2 separate regions of the Mus musculus genome follow, and region 1 is linked to region 2. Evidence: chromatin loops called from intact Hi-C (ENCODE). Cell type or tissue: left cerebral cortex. All regions are shown on one strand. Each heading gives the region's core, and the rest is flanking DNA. Links, peaks and the distances in the headings are about the cores only. Region 1 overlaps Ccdc141 (coiled-coil domain containing 141). Region 2 overlaps Zfp385b (zinc finger protein 385B).

What was found. Hi-C counts contacts between places; a loop is a spot of excess contacts. Peaks named below come from ENCODE experiments on the same cell type or tissue, not always from the same donor. Only the 100,000 strongest peaks of a DNase experiment are listed, where the experiment ranks them.
Region 1: a loop joins it to region 2, with 4 times the contacts of the local background. A loop is called at or near these places in 6 of 42 quality-filtered maps.

Annotation. Positions count from the first base shown.
Region 1 is chr2:77,058,312-77,066,650 of GRCm38, forward strand. Ccdc141 (coiled-coil domain containing 141) reads right to left here. Exons shown (of 24, transcript NM_001025576.3): 9 at 1,229-1,370. It overlaps Gm39862 (a long non-coding RNA gene), which reads right to left. Exons shown (of 2, transcript XR_866496.1): 2 at 3,482-7,547. Among named protein-coding and RNA genes, the nearest start is that of Gm39862, 8.2 kb to the right of the region's middle. In left cerebral cortex, for the core only: a CTCF peak has its summit at 3,766 (motif pointing right); DNase peaks (open chromatin) are centred at 3,759 and 7,206.
Region 2 is chr2:77,705,707-77,714,045 of GRCm38, forward strand. The region is part of intron 3 of Zfp385b (zinc finger protein 385B); the gene reads right to left. Among named protein-coding and RNA genes, the nearest start is that of Gm35431, 55 kb to the right of the region's middle. In left cerebral cortex, for the core only: a CTCF peak has its summit at 3,767; a DNase peak (open chromatin) is centred at 3,722.

The DNA of each region.
Region 1 (8,339 bases), core at 207-8,206, 650 kb before region 2:
AACATGTTAGCAGAGATGAATTCATCTGTATGTTGAATGAGACCAATTTGCTGGCACAAGTAAGCAAGCATTCCAAACGGAGGTGTTAGACTACCCTACAGACAGTTGTATTTAAAGCTGGGGAGCTCTGGGAAATGCCCTGTCCAGACGATAGTGAAAGCAGGGACCTACTTGAATCATTTCACTGATGAATTGAGGGAATTGTGATTTGATCTTTGGTTCACAAGAACCAGTGACCTAGGTGACCCTGGAAGGGCTTCATTCCACTCGAGTTATTTCCTTCATCCCTTGCTTTCTATAGAATGCACACCCTCCACAGCTAAGTCAGCAATCAGATAAGAAGCAGCCATTGTTTAAATTCCTGGTGTGTCTTCCACAATCACCGAATTAGCTTGACTCTCAAGTGGTCAAGCTGCTCCTGTGATCAAACTCTCTCTGGACCCAGGCAACCAGATACAGCTCACAGTCATGAGCTACCGGGTCAGTAACAGAGGGAACAACCTAACAAGGATGCTGTTTAGTGCCAGATCCTATGAAGTCTGTTAACTCTGCTCCTATATACTCAAGTATATCAGTAGGTTGCATCGAATACAAAGATGACTGAACATTTGAGACCCAGCGTCTACAGCAAGGCTCACTACCACCGTGTCTTCAGCGGATAGATAGCAAAATGTTTCCATAGAAAGCTGCTGATCTTCCTCCCGTGAGTGCTTTTATGTGGATGACTGTGTCTCTTGCACTGGTTCTGTCCAGTCAAAATGATGATGACAACAGATCTTTCCCAGAAACACAACCCCCAAAACTGTTAATATCTAGCTGGCTATCTGAAGTCCTTCTGGTCAATTGTGCCATTATGATGAAAGCTAGCATGTGACTTTGCTCAGAGTCATACAAACCAGCACTCCCCCCTTTTGGGGCATGTCTGATGTGGCTAACACAGAACTATGGAGAGTATGTTTGTATATATGTGTGTGTGTGTATATATATAAATATATGTGTGTGTGTGTGTGTGTGTGTGTATGCACTGGAATGGCAGACAACATTAGACATTTATGATTGGCAACCTGGGGCAGAGGTGAATTACAACTGTTCACCCCATTATAAGTCCTACTATGTAATATAGAGGAAGTCTAAGGAGATGTGCCACACCCTCCCACAGTGCTCACAGTTGGCACACCATCCGTGAACACCAAATAAAAGGTGTATATATATTCTTTTATGAAACTACCTTCCTTAGGTAGTCGTCCACTGATGTTGCTAATTGCTGTCTCTTGCGGGCAAATTCCTCATGCGCTGTACACTGTTCAGTGAGACAATCCACTCGGTTCTGAATGTATCCCATCATCTCGTGGATTCCTGTCACCCGAGAGCTGAATGGAACAAGCCAGTGGTTAGTTCACCTTGACCTTGACTTAGAAGCCCTGACAAGAGGCACCACCTGAAAACAGATCTCTCCTTTCATGGGCAGTCTGAGTTGGTGCAAGCTACTGTTTTCAGATAATAGAAGCTATCACACTGGCACAGCAGGCGGCAAAGCCACAGAGTGTTCCTTTGTTTAAGGTCCGTCAGTCTCGAGGGAACGATGAATGATGGCTTCTGCAGCAGCTCTAATCTTTTCTAAAGGTTTACTTTTTAATATTTCTCAGAGATACTTCCAGAATCTTATGGTAAAAGGCACAGTATGTTTACCAAGTTTCCCTGGGGGCATCATTTAAAAGCTTCATTTATTTCAAGATGCTCTTTGAATAGGAATGTGAATCGGCCAATTAACAAAGCATTTGCTAACCCAATAGGGTAAAATATTTATATATTTTGTTCTCAGTGGTTATGAATGCTCAAGGCTATATCCACTAGATAAATACCTAGTTATCACTAGCAATTAGATATCAAATATGCTTGCCAGTATTTCATCTTCACATCATCATTTTTATAACCTGTGTTGACCTTATGAGATGAAGGTGACATGGAGGCTCATAAAAGGACAAGACTTTCAAACCAGCTTTGAGTTGGACTCCAACTGCTCCCATTGCAGAAATGGTCACAGGTTTCCTAACCATTCCTAAGATTTCACAAAGCAAGAAGTGTAAGGAGAGTGTGGGCGGACTGAACACAGCACCTTGCCTGCTATTTTAGAAATCTAAGTCTTTAATTTCCCCCCTCCATTTTCCTTCAACCACTAGCAAAAGTTAGCATGATAACTCTTTAATTATCCTGGGAGTTATTTTTCTTTCTTTTTTTTTTTTTTATAAAGATCTTGGAGCTAGGTACAGATTTCAAGAATTTAACCTCAAACAATTAATTTATGAGTCAGTAAAAATAAATTAGTAATGAAATGAGGACAAGATCAAAAAAAGACCTAGGGGTATAGCAATGTCCCTAGAATGGTTGTAAAGATGCTTCCAAACAGTCACACTTGGATGTGCCTGGGGTACATCAAGGGTCCCAGACAAGAATAATTGTAAAACATGACATAAAACCACTATGAGAGATATTGTTCCTGGTATACAACATTCCAGGCACATTTAGAACAATTAGTTTTATAGCTCAGTACTTATATTCAGTGAAGAAAATAATAATTAAAAAAAAAAAACCACCAGGAGACTTTTAGAACCAATTCTTACTGACAGAAGCTGTACTAAAAAGGTCTTTAAAGTCCTGTTGTCCTATGAGTACTATGTTCCAAGTTTTCTATAGAATACTGAAATTTAGAATGAGAAAGAGAATGTATCTGTGTAGCACGCTGGGAAAGGCACAGAGGAAAAGGTAACGGCAGGGACTGGTAGACATGGCAAGAGAAGGGACGGTGGTAAGAGTCAGGAAACACCATGGCAATTTGCAAGTTATTGGTAAAACTTGTAATATAAAATTGTAAAAACATCTGTGCCAGCCAAGATGAAGGATGATCACCTTCTACTTCTGAGTCACCCCCACCACCAGCATGCACCCTGCATCCACTACAGTTAGGCATTTGTTTGCTCATCACACTTAGAATCGACACCTCCAAGAAGGAAACTGGAAAACAACTATGAATTTTGAATGGGCTACTCCCTGGGGGACAGCAGTTCACTACTCTTTGGTTCCCAGCCAGCTTTGTGTGCGTTCACATGTGTGTATGTGCGTGTGTGTATGTACATCTGTGTCCATGTGTGTGTGCATGGTTGTGTGTGTGTGCTGTTTGTCTGTGTGCATGTGTATGTACATGTGTGCATGTATGTGCATCTGTGTGCATGTGTGTGTGCATGTTTATATGTATGCATGTATATGTGTGTGCATGTGTATGTGCATGCTTGTGTGTATGTACATTTTTGTGCATGGTTGTGTGTGTTCATGTGTGCACATGTGCGTTTGTATGCATATAGGTGTGCATGTTTGTGTGTATGCATGTGTGTGTATGTGTGTGTTAAAAGGTGTGTACAGGTGTACACACGTGGAGGCTGGAGGTCAACACTGTCTTTCTCAATTGCTCTTCACCCCATTTTAATTTTTTTCCTTTCACTAACTTGCTCAGTCACGGAATAGCAGAAGCAAGATTTTAGCCTGGGTATCTGATCTCACAGTCAATTCTCCACCCTACCCCCAATCTTCTTGCACTTTTTCTGAGTGTGGAACACATGACATAAAGCATAGTGAAGTATTTTTCTCCTGGCGTTCTTTTATTGACTGTTGCTGACTTGCATTCAAATAGATCGGCCTGGTTGGCAAGCTCTTTTGAAATTGGTTGTTTTCTCTAGATAAAAGCTATGCCTGCATGTAGTCTGGAAAATGGCCACTAGAGGGATGTAATACCTTGTTCAAATTGCATGTCTTGAAAGTCCTTCCAGCACAGAGAACACAAAATAAGAAAACAAAACCCAAAACCAAGCATTTCTTCAGTAAAAATATCACCTTCGCAAAACCATAATTTTAATTTTGACAAATCAATGCCAATAAAATAGGATCTGTTTGTTTCTGATTTTGTTTTTCAATCACCTAGGAGATTTATTTGTTTCTTATCAGGCACTTTATCTATTGTGCTATAAATTCTTTAAGGGTAAGGACTGGTGCCCGACTTACTCCTATAATCCTTGTAGCCTTGAGCACATGGTCTTATAATAACGGAAGGTTAATACATTTCTTAAAAAGTTCGAGACAGAGTCTCAGCTCTCAGAGCCTGACCTCAATCTTTCCATGTAGCCTGGGGACCTTGAACTCTTAATCCTTCTCTGTCTATCTCCTGAGTTCTGGGATTACCGGCACACACTGCCACTGATGGTTTATAGGGTGCTGGAGAGTATACTTTCTAGGCAAGCACTCTACCACCTGAACTACATCTCTAGACCAATTAATGTCATTTTAAAGATCAATAAAATAGAATCTGATCAACATTTACGGAAAAAAAAGAACACATAAACTTAAGGAGTGAGAAAAATACGTGTTGAGTAGTCATAATAAAAATGTCAAGATCTGCACACTGGTACAATAGTGACATAATGATTATGTTAGCAACCAACCACTTTCTGATTGGGGAGGTCATAGAGTCTAGAGGGAGAACCTAACTGTTTAAAGAACATGGTGTCAAACTACATTCCAAATACTTACATACTATGTTTAAACCCATAGACTAGTGCTGCTCAGAGACTCTTCCTTTTGTAGTGGGCAGTAATTCATGTAAAAATTCATAAGTGCTCAAAGTACAAAGAATAAGCAACTGTGGAGAGAGTTGGTGGGACACCAGCCCGTCCGGCTCAAAGGACATAGATGGGGTATAGAGAAGGTAAGAGGCAGAGGGTGGAGAGGGGTGCTGTAAAGCAGGTCTTTAGGGCCCGACATAGCTGTTGCACTCATAAACTCTATGTAGCTGTCTTTACCTGCATACAACCTACATAAGAATCCCTGATACTATTAATGATATTCTTATGCTTGCAGACAGGAATCTAGCATGGCTGTCTTTTGAGAGGTTCCACCCAGCAGCCGACTCAGACAGATGCAGAGACCCACAGGCAAACATTGAATGGAGCTTGGTGACCCTTATGGAGGAGTTGGGGGAAGGGGATAGGAACGCCATAGGAAGATCAACAGAGTCAACTAACCTGGACCCTTGGAGGATCTTGGCGACTGAACCACGAACCAAGAGCCTACACAGGCTGGACCTAGGCCTCCCCACACATATGTAGCAGATGTACTGCTCGGCCTCCATGTGGGTCCCAAACTGGAGCGGGGGCTATCCCAAAAGCTGTTGCCTGTTTGTGGGATATGTTCTTCTATCTGGGCTGCCTCGTCTGGCCTCAGGGAGAATGGGCCTAGCCTCACAGAGACTTGAGGTGCTGGGGTGTGGGGATACCCATGGGGTCTCTACCGTCTCAGAGAAGAATGGGGAGGGATTATGGAAGTGGGGACCAGTAAGGGTGGGCAGCAATTGGGATGTAAAGCGAATAAATAAATAGGGGGGAAAAGATTTGGTCATCACCATTTCTTCATGCAAGGAATAGATAGAGGCCTTATGAGGTCTCACCTCCCACTGAGGGATTATGGGTAGTTATGGGGTTCTGGGGAAGGTATATCATTTCTTCAGTGGTACAACCTTTGATAAGTGGCCCATGGTTTCAGTAACAATTCCCTACTAATGCTCAAGCAAGCAACCATAATTATATTCATCAGGTCACAAAAAAATATCAAATAGGAGAGAGCCTCATGGGGGAAAAGGAGTTTCAGTTAGGGAGTAAGGAAGGGGAGAGACAGTAAAGAGAGCAAAAATGACCAAAATTCAATATACAACACATGAAATTCTCAAAAAAAACCAAACTTTTTTTTAATAAAGGAAAAAAATAAGATATTCTGAAATCAGAATTTCTTAATTTTTCACAGTAACAGTATCCCGTCACCTGTGGATAAATGGCTGCCCTTTAGATCACTTGCAGACATTTTAGGCCATCAGGGATGCCTGGTTTCTTCTTCTGTGTGCTGGCACTTGCAGCTGGGTTTAAGAAATCTTAACACAAATCGTTTGGTTCAATGTGCACATCTCTCCTCTAATGAAGCTTTATGAGGACACTCTGAGTCACCTTGCTCCCATGAGAATTACTATCCCCTCTGCCCCACTCCTGTCTGCACCACAGATTCATTCCTTGGGTGGAGAAATTGCCAACCACCCTGCTTACCCAAGCCTTTCTCTCTGTCCTCAAAAGATTGCCTCCCTCTTATTGGATGCTAATCTCTTCCATTTCTCATTCCCAGCAGGATTGTAATGATAGTACCTGGCCTGTTCCTAATCCCAGGGCTCTCCGTGACCCTGTACCCCTGCATTTTCCTTTCCGAGACCTTGATCTGTAGATTACAAGCAGCCCAGATGCCAGCATTTTTCATTTAGAACCTTCCATGCTGGTTCCAGACTCTTACAAACCCTTAAAGCACAGATAGCATACATACTGGCAATGTTCTCCAGCGCCTTAATAGTAAATGACTTGAACAAAGGATAAACTATGATTCCCCAATTTTCTAGCCATTCTCACACGAGTTGAAGACAAATGAAAAGAATTTTATCGTTCACAAGGAACAAGTGCGATTACAGTACAGCCGCACTCAACTAATGGTGGAACGCGGATGGATGGTGACTTAAAAGAAACCTGATTGAAGCCAACCACGGTGCCCCGTAACTGAGTTCCCACTCGAAAGCACACTGCCTGTGTGTGTCTGCTGGAGAAGAGAAAAGGATGGCCAGTGGGTCTGTGACCCTGGACTGCACTGGAAACATTGATTGACCTTTGGGCTTTCTCCCTGAGAAAGGATTTCTTGGTGCCTGTCAGCAGGGTGAGCATGAGGCCTGTCAGATTATTCCTGATGCTGACTTTGGCAGTCCAGTATCCCAGATGTTCAGATGCGTCAGATTGAGAAGTCTTCTTCAGACATGTGTTAGAAGCTCCACCATGGGGGGCATTTAATCCTGTATTCATTAAGTCAACTGAAGGGAAGGAGGCGATAAATGTTTTTTTTTTTCCTTCAAAAAGGAAAGACATATTGACTTTTTGCTTCCCAAATAGACTGTTCTGTTTACTGTAGGGAAGCAGTCACCCTATCTTTGCATCTGTCGCAAGCAGGGGCTGGGGGAGGGGAGCAAATCCCAAAGTTAATGCCTTCTAATGATTCACGCTAGAGCATGGCACGTTGCTTTCAACCCTTTCATAAATTACTATTGGCAGCCCATCTGGATTAGGAGCTCAACCAGATGGTGAACACTTGACAGCTTACTCTGTCTCCGCAGAAGGGATCAGCTGACCAGAATTTTCTTCTGTTTATGGCAAATGACACTTGGAAGGTGGGGGAGGGGAGAGATGCTCCTATCTTTAGCTTGCTGCTCCTTTTAACAGAGACCGGAACCGTGTCCTTGCTTGTTTGTGACTGTCTTCATTTTGGAGGAGACAAACACTGTATCTCCTTTTCAGCTTTGCTTTGAAAAAGTGCTGTTAAAAGTATGCTTGCTTTTGCTGATTTGTTATATATTTCCGATACTTTCCACAAACCACAGAATACATGTATGTGCACACATTTTGTAGATATATAATCATAAATGCCTAGAAAATAAGAAAGAAGTAAGTGAAGCTAAAGTCACAGATTTCTGAGGTTTGACGCTAATGGATGAAGGATTGATTCATCATTATAAAACTGTGAGGATCAACATATGTGTCCCGTGAGACTAATGTAATAATTGGGATTTTACATGAACTCAGACATGGAGTTCTGTTGGCTTTTAAAAAGCCAACAGAAAAACACTGTAGCCAACAGCCAATCGACCCTGATCTGATTCCAGAAGCCGAGTCTGGACTGGAGGTGCTGAGAATCCCAGAAGCAAATAAGGAGAGAGCAAAATAGCCAAATGCCAAAGAACCAATCCCATTCCAGCAGGTGAAAGTGTAACCATTTTCCAGATGAGCAAGGCAAGGTAAGGCAAGGCAAGGCAAGGCAAGGCAAGGCAAGGCAAGGCAAGGCAAGGCAAGGCAAAGTGAAGACCCTCAGCCAGCAGCACAGAAATCCATCTTAGCTCAAATGAAGGAAGCAACCTGAAGGAAAACACACCCAAAGCCAAGAGAGGCAAAGGGAAAACCATCCCTCAAAATGGCAGAGCAAGAGACCCAGTAACACACAAGCCCCCATACATACATGAAGAGCTGTTGGCGGCAGTCAGTGGCTTCTGAGAGGGAGGATATGGTTTCCTCAGGGGTAAGCCCCTGGGTGGGTTATCCCCGTCCCAAGTGGTCAGCCACTTGTACTGTGTACATATGTGAAGATGTGGCATGTGAACATGCATGTGAACAAAACTGAATGGAGTCACTAGGTTGGTTGTTTATATGTATGAATGTCTGTCT
Region 2 (8,339 bases), core at 191-8,190:
GGCAAGAAGCAGCCATCCAGGATTACTGAGCAATGACAAACCCCACCCATAATATCAACCACCCACTGATTACTTGGTGTAAGGCCGGTGTGTGTGTGTGTGTGTGTGTGTGTGTGTGTGTGTGTGTCTGTGTGTGTGTCTCTGTGTGTGTGTGTGTGTGTGTGTGTGTGTCTGTGTGTGTGTGTGTCTGTGTGTGTGTGTGTCTGTGTGTGTGTGTGTCTGTGTGTCTGTGTGTGTGTGTGTCTGTGTGTGATGTCTGTGTGTTTGTGTGCAGGGTATGGGAAGGTCAAAGCAGGACACTGGGTGCTCTCTATTACTTTCAACCTTGTTGCCTTGAGGTCTCTCACTGAAGTGGAAATATGTGCCCTGTGTTAGGCTGGCTGGACAGCAAACTCTCAGGATTTGTCTGTGTCTGCCCAGTGCTGGGGTCATAGACAAGTGCATCCATGCCTAGCTTTTTACCTGGATGCTGGGAATTTGGAATTAGATCCTTCTCCTTGGAGATCAAGCACTCTTCCATTCCAAGCCATCTCTCCAGTCCCACTACATTAAAGTCCAGAAGAAATAGTAAAAGGAAGAATGCACTTTCGGAATGAGTATACAGCATTGGGTTTACACTTTTTCTAGCTCTTTTCTCATTGTACTCACACACAACGTATCTAGAATCACATCGCATGCGACACTGTTAACTTTCTATCTCATTTGCGTCTACTATGGTAGTAGTTACATGCTCTACTATGTGTAGACTTCCCAAATAATGTACTTTAAATGTTATTTTATATTTTTATGGGGGTGGGTTTTCTGGTTTTGCCTGCATGTGTATCTCTACACCATGTGTGTGCCTTGTGTCCAAGAAACCCACAAGAGGGTGTCGGATCTCTTGCAGCTGGACTGACAGATCACTGAGTGACAGATCACTGGACTGACAGATCACTGAGTGACAGATCACTGAGTGACAGATCACTGAGCGGCAGTGCTTTAGCCACTGAGCCATCTCGCCAGCGCCTTGAATAACGTATGTTCAAAAGGAAGCCTAGTTCAGACCTTTAGCACAACAACGCTTGAATTTCACTTAAGCCTTTGATCCTACAGGACACTAGCCACTGTCTTAGAACATTTCCTAACCACCTTTTGGGAAATAGGTTTGCTCTGGTGGGGAATTCCAGAGGGGAGGGGTGTGACCAGAAGTCCTCAGGGTTTGGGGGTCTACTCGTAAACCCTGGAACGTGATTGTAGAGTCAATTTATAAGGGAAGGAGAAAAACCACATGTTTCTGGTGTTTTGTGTTTTTTGTTTGTTTTTACATGAGTCCATATTCTCTCTTTAGCTACCAACGTGAAATTTAGACGGTTTGATAAAGTTATTTTAACTTGTAAAAGTACCTGGCTTTCCTGGGTGATGTGAAACACGGAATCAAATCGCAACACCCTTACCTAAAGGTCATGCTCTCCTGACACATACTTCTAACGCATGTTCACACAAGAATAGGTGAACGTCCAGCATCGGGAGGACAACAGTCTATGGGCTAACAAAGCAGGCTCATATGAGAGTGACCCCTGGAAATAAAGTGGGTCAACACACCATGAACGCTGCTATGCTCAGCCCATAAAAAATGCAACAACTAGCCCGCACAGCTCCTCCAGACTTTTCATCTTTTGAGAAGTAATGTACTTCACAGTTGGCCCAAGAACCAGCTCCCAGAAAAGACAAAGCCAAATACCAACGCCACAGCCGGCTGTGACAAGCCACAGGGATTTCTAACTGAGGCAGCCTCCTTCCCTTGATGCTGTTAGCGTATGAAAGCAGAACATCGGTGTGAAAGAGTCAAGTCAGTCAGGGTGACAATACATGGGTCCCATGGCAGAGAGTGAGCTCATTAATTTTACATCACCATTGAAACAGCTACCCAAAGCCTTTCGTTCTAGATCATTTTAAAAGTGATAACATTTATTTTTCAAGAAGGCATCTGGGCTTTAAAAATACCTTTGATGATTCAAAACACTCACCACCAAATGCTTGCTCTGATGGCCTGAGACTTGATGTTCACACAGAAAAGTGTTGCTATTTATTTTTCAAATTTTAAAAATTGATGCTTGATGCTAGACAGCCCTTATTTTTTTAGAAAATAAAATATACAGGAAAGTTCATAGCCCAAAGCACCCTACACGTTTAACTCCTTAACTGAAAATAAGGCCAAACAGTCCTTTTAATTTTTTTAACTTTTCTATTTACAATCCTGTGTGTATTCATTCTGTGGGATCCTGAAGTCATATAATTAGCACCTTTGTTTACCGTTTTAACCCCTGAACAGCTGTGGAGCTGTTTTATGATGATTTCAAGTCTACCTAACTGGTAGTTGTAAATCTGGGACATCATCCAAACTAGCAAAGGGTCTCTCAAAGGTGAAGCATCTGGGGAACTGGGGTCACAACTTCAGCCTGCATCCTATTTCCAAAGGACTCTCATTAATAAGAGCCTCAACCCCAGTAATCGCTTCAGTAGGACTCTCAATTAAATATGTCTGGGTAGACAGATACGAGCCACCAATAGCATCCTTGCTTGAATATAGTCAGGATTTTGTAAAATACTTCAAAATTAAACAGTCACCAGTATGGGTGAGACAAAGACTCAGAAAATATACAACATTCCCGATGGTGTGTGTCACCTTCTGAGTTCACATCAGTGAGAGACAGTTCCTGGTTCTCTCATTAGGATCTAGGAAAAAATGGTAAGAGAATAAGAAATGCTCATGTCTATTCTCAAAAGTCCAAGAGCAGGGGGCCTTTTCCCTCTCTAGTCCATCATGTCATGAAAACTCCTAGGCCCTGCTCAATAACAAAACTGCATGATCATTATTGTAAGAAAAAAGTCCTTTTAGGGAGAAAGTACATTAAAACTAGTTTAACTATCTGCCTCACACTAAAATGAAACTGATAACTTCTTCAATTATTTGTTATCTTTTCATCTTGGGAAAATCTAATCAGGACTGGAGACGACTCAGCAGTGAAGAACACTGGCTGCTCTTCCAAAGGACCAGGTTCCATTCCCAGCATCCACACAGCGGCTCAGAACTGTCTGTAACTCCAGCTCTGGGGGAGCTGGCATCCTCTTCTGGCCTCTATGGGCACTGGGCACACACAAGGTACAAATACATATATATATAGGCAAAACACTCATACACATAAAATAAAATAATAATAAACGAAAAAGAAAACCAACAGTACACAGTATAGAACATACCTGTAAAGACTACACTAGGGAGTTGGAGGCAGGAGGATTATCATAAGTTAGAGGCTGTCCTGGGCTATATAATGAGACTCTTGTCAGGATTCTTTTAAAAGAGAAGAAATGGGGAGGGAGGAAGGTAAAAGGCTTCACCTGGAGTCCCACGTGAGTGTGTTCTACTAGCCCTGTCTGCATCGAGCACACAAACTTAGACATTTTCAATCTCCCTGTAATATTTCTCCATAAGAGAGGTGAGAACAAATCATTTAAGCAGCCATCTTTATTCTCCCAAACTGGAGAACTAGCTTTCCTTCCACTTCCTCAACAACACACAAAAGACTCCCCTGTAGATTTCCTAGCGCATATAAGAATGCTTACAAAGTCTGTAAACGTGTTTCTGCCTCTGTGTGCATATCCACACACAACACTCATCCTTTTGTGTGGTACCTCCTTTTCCAAACTCATTAACGGAAGTTCCACCCACCTTTGGGAATAAGACAACTCCCTCACTTTGTATAGACTTTGGGCACCATCGTGTGGTCAATCTGTGTCATTGCAACTTCAAACTTGAAGTTTAAATCTCAGGTTTACATCTAATGTCTGGGAAAATGCACGTGAGGATAAATTTAGCATCTTAAGTCTACATGAGATGCAAGATGAGAAACAGAGATCTGTGCATCCCACATCCCACACATATTTTACTGGTCATAGTATCCAATACAGTGTCTCGCCCCCACAAGCTGTTCAATAGCACTTTCTAAAACGTAGACTAGGAAGAAAATAAGGGAACAGTTTGAAATAAAAACCATTCAAGAATTCTTGGGGTAAATGAAGCACATATTCTTTATTCATTCTTCAACTGAAGGACATCTAGGTTGTTTTCAATTTCTGGCCATTATGAATAAAGCTGCTATGAACACAGTAGAGCAAGTGTCTTTGTGTGGTGGTGGAGCATCTTTTAGATATATGTCCAGGAGTAGTACAGCTGGGCCTTGAGGTAGAATTATTCCCAGTTTTATTTTTTTAGCAACTTTCAAATTGATTTCCAAAGTGGTTGTATAAGTTTGCACTCCCCCCAGCAATGGAAGAGTGTTCCCCTTGCTCCATACCTTCGCCAGCCTGTGCTATCTCTTGAGTTTTTGATCTTGGCCATTCTGACAGATATAAGGAGAATCTCAGAACCATTTTGATTTGCATTTCTCTGATGACTAAAGACATTGAACATTAGGTGCTTCTTGGCCATTCGATCCTGCTGTTGAGCTCTGCACCCCATTTTGTAACTGGGTTATTTGGGTTGTTAGTATTTAACTTCTCCAGTACTTTATAAATTTTGGCTATTAGCCTCTGTCAGATGTAGGGTTAGTGAAGATATTTTCCCAATCTGTAGGAGGCCATTTGTCCAATTTATGGTGTCCTAAGCCTTGCAGAAGGGTTTCGGTTTAATGAGGTCCCATTTATTGATCCCTGACCTTAGTGCCTGAGGCACTGGTGTTCTATTTAGGAAGTTGTCTCCTGTACAGAGGAGTTCAAGACTATTCCCCATTTTCTGTTCTATTAGATTCAGTGTATCTGGTTTTACATTGAGGTTTTTGATCCATTTGGACTTGAGTTTTGTGCAGGGTGCTAAATATGGACCTATTTGCATTCTTCTACATTCAGACATCCAGTTATTTACACAAAGGAATACTACACAGCCATTAAAAACGAGGACATTATGAATTTTGTAGGCAAATGGATGGGACTAGAAAATATCATCCTGAGTGAAGTAACCCCGATCCAAAAGAACATTCACAGTATGTACTAAATTATAAGTAGATTTTAGCCATAAAATAGAGAATAGCCACGATGGAAGCAAAAGGAAGGAGGAGGGGAAGGAGGAGGAGGAAGAAGAGGAGGAGGAGGAGGAAGAGGAGGAGGAGGAGGAGGAGGAGGAGGAGGAGGAAGAAAGAAAGAAAGAAAGAAAGAAAGAAAGAAAGAAAGAAAGAAAGAAGGAAGGAAGGAAGGAAGGAAAGAAAGAAAGAAAGAAAGAAAGAAAGAAAGAAAGAAAGAAAGAAAGAAAGAAAGAAAGAAAGAAAGAAAGAGAACCCAAGGGAGGATGGCTGAATATTTCTCAAAAAGAGAAAAAAATATATATATGGGAGGTCAATGGAAGGAGAGACTGAGTATAAGGAGGGGTGGGGAGGGGAGTGGGATGGGGCCTGGAAGATCATATATAGGGGGAGCAGGGGAGAGAGAGGGGAAATCAGTGGTTGGTGGGGGAATACAATCTTTAGGGTGTGCCACAAAACTGGGAGGGCTCATAGGGTCTATGGGGGCGACTCTAAGCTGAGACTCCTAGCAGTGGAGGAATATGGATCCTGAAATGGCTACTTCCTGTAGACAGGCAAGACTTCCAGGGGAGTGATAAGGACAGCAACCTACTCACAGAACCTTCTACCCAAAATCATATCCTGCCTACAAGATGTTCATGGACAAAGATGGTGCAGAGACTGAGGGAATGGCCAACCAATGACTGCTCCAAATTGAGACCCATCCTGTGGGCAAGAACCAGTCCTTGACACTCTTAATGATACTCTGATATGCTTGCAGACAGGAACCTATATAACTGTCCTCCGAGAGGCTCCACCCAGCAGCCAGTGGAAAGAGATGCAGAGACTCACAGCCAAACATTAGATGGAGATCAGGGAGGATTATGGAAGAGTTGGGAGGACTGACAGACTTGAAGAGGACAGTGACTCCACAGGAAGACCAACAGAGGCAACTAACCTAGACCCTTGAGGGCTCCCAGGGATCGAATCACCAACCAAAAAGCAAGCATGGGCTGGACCTAGGTCCCTTGCACATATGTAGTAGAAAAGCATATTGGTCTTCATGCCCCCAACAACGGAGGAAGGGCTGTCCCTGAATCTGTTGCCTGCCTGCCTGTGGACTCTGCACCCCTAAATGGACAGCCTTGACTAGTCTCAGTGAGAGAGGAAGTGCCTAGTCTTGTAAAAACTTGATGTGCAGAGAGGAGGGGTGGTGGGGGGATGACAACCACAGTAGGGCTTCCCCTTCTCAAAAGGGAAGTGGAAGGCAGAGTGGAGGAGAGGACTTGTGTGAGGGGGTACTGGGAGGAGAGGGGGGCTGATATTGGGCTGTAGCATGAGGAAGGAAGGAAGGAAGGAAGGAAGGAAGGAAGGAAGGAAGGAAGGAAGGGAGAGAGAAAGAACAAACAGAGGGAGGAGAGAGAGAGAGAGAGAGAGAGAGAGAGAGAGAGAGAGAGAGAGAGAGAGAGAGAATACCAACCAATCAATCCTGGGGGTGCACAGACTCAAAGCTTCCCCATGTTTCACCTGGAAAACCTGCTCCATCATCCTAACCCCTGCTGCAAAGTGGGTTTTAGCACTTACCTTGTCCTGACCCCGAAGTGTCCATGTCTTAAACTCAAGCTCAGTTTAAAATTCCAAAGCTGAAGAGATGACTGTCTAGTCAAAGGAAACCCGGCGCTTGTCTGACAACCTGAAAGGGCTGCATGTGGCAGCACACTCCTGTAATCGTAGCATTGCTGACACTTGGTAAGACAGGAGGATCCCTGGAGCTTCCTGAGCAGCCCATACAGGCCAACCAGTGAGCTAGAGTTTCAGTGAATGTGCGCGCACACCTGAACGGCAAGGGCAAGGCGCCTCTTGTAGAACGTAAGCAGGGTCATTTTCCATCACCAAGTTGGGTTGCCCTGGGACTGGCTGACTCTGATGGAAGCCATCACTGCAGCCTCACTCCTCCTGACGCACTGTGTTCCTTTGCCATACTCTCTATAGAAGGCCCCAAAGCAGAGGCTGGCGGTCAGAATGAGCTTGGCTCCTGATGGCACCAATTGCCCAGACGTATACATGACACCACTGGTGGCCACCCACTCGTGAGCATGCAGAGTCTGTAAGAAAAACCTACCTGAGCCCAGCACACAGTTCTGACCCAGAGAATGGGGATTATATGAAAATCATATTTAAGGGGGGGTGTAAATCTGTTAAAGTCGCTGCCCATCTTTTCAAACTTCAACTATTTCTACCTCTCTGTTCCAAGTCCATCTCTCCCTTTCAGAGGTGCCAAACCTGTCCTCAACTTGACATTCTGAACATTTGCTCTCTGGGTCACTTCACTTGCACAGGACTGACTTACCTTTAGCCTTAATGTGTCAACCTTACACAAAGATTAGAAATCCCTTTCGAACTTGTTGCAGATGAGAGAAGAAAATGAACCACTGAGTCAGTAACCAACAGGAAAAGTCCAATGTCAGATGACGTCAGGTGACCTGACCTCTTGACGCTCTTTGTGTCTAATTCATTGCAGCAACCACTGAGAGGTAACACAGTCGCAGGGAAGACTTGAGTCTGTGATGTCAGGAAAAGGGCTTGCTCTCTCCAGCCTTTACTTCCTTCCCTCAAATATAATGCAAGTGGAATTGTACACTGTCAGAATTAGTTTCAACTGTCAATGTGATGCAAAGGTAGGGTCACCTAGAAAGATGGGACCTCAGTTGGGGAACTGCCTAGATCAGGTTGTCCAATGGCCATGGCCATGAGGCATTTTCTTAATTGCTAGTTGATATAGGATGGTCTAGCTCGCTGCATTGAGTGCCATCCCTGGACAATAGTAAGAAGGGTAGCTGCTGAGCAAGCCAGGAGAAGCAAGGCAGCCAGCAGAAGTTTTCTCTGGTCTCCGCTTCAGTTCCTGTCTCCAGGTACTTTCCTTGCACTCCACATTTGGCATCCCTTAATGGTCGACCATAACCTGGAAGCCTAGCAAGCACCGTCCTCCGTGAGCTGCTTTTAGCCGGTGTTGAACACAGCAAGAGCAACCTTGGACACCCACCTCACAGTCTCTAAGCCGAGGATGGGTGTCAGTCTTCCCATGATCACCTCCAGCTGCAGCTCCAGCTGCACCTCTGATCTCATCAGCGTATTTGTCTCTTGCCACCAAGCAGGCTCCTGGCCCGACCTTTCTTATCTTTAAACATCATTTGAGGCAAAGCCCTGCCTAAGGCAAGATCAGAAGCAACTCCCAAGCAGTGAACTCTTTCCCATTCTGAGGAAACATAAATCTCAAAAGACCCAGAACAAAGCCGGTTCCCACCA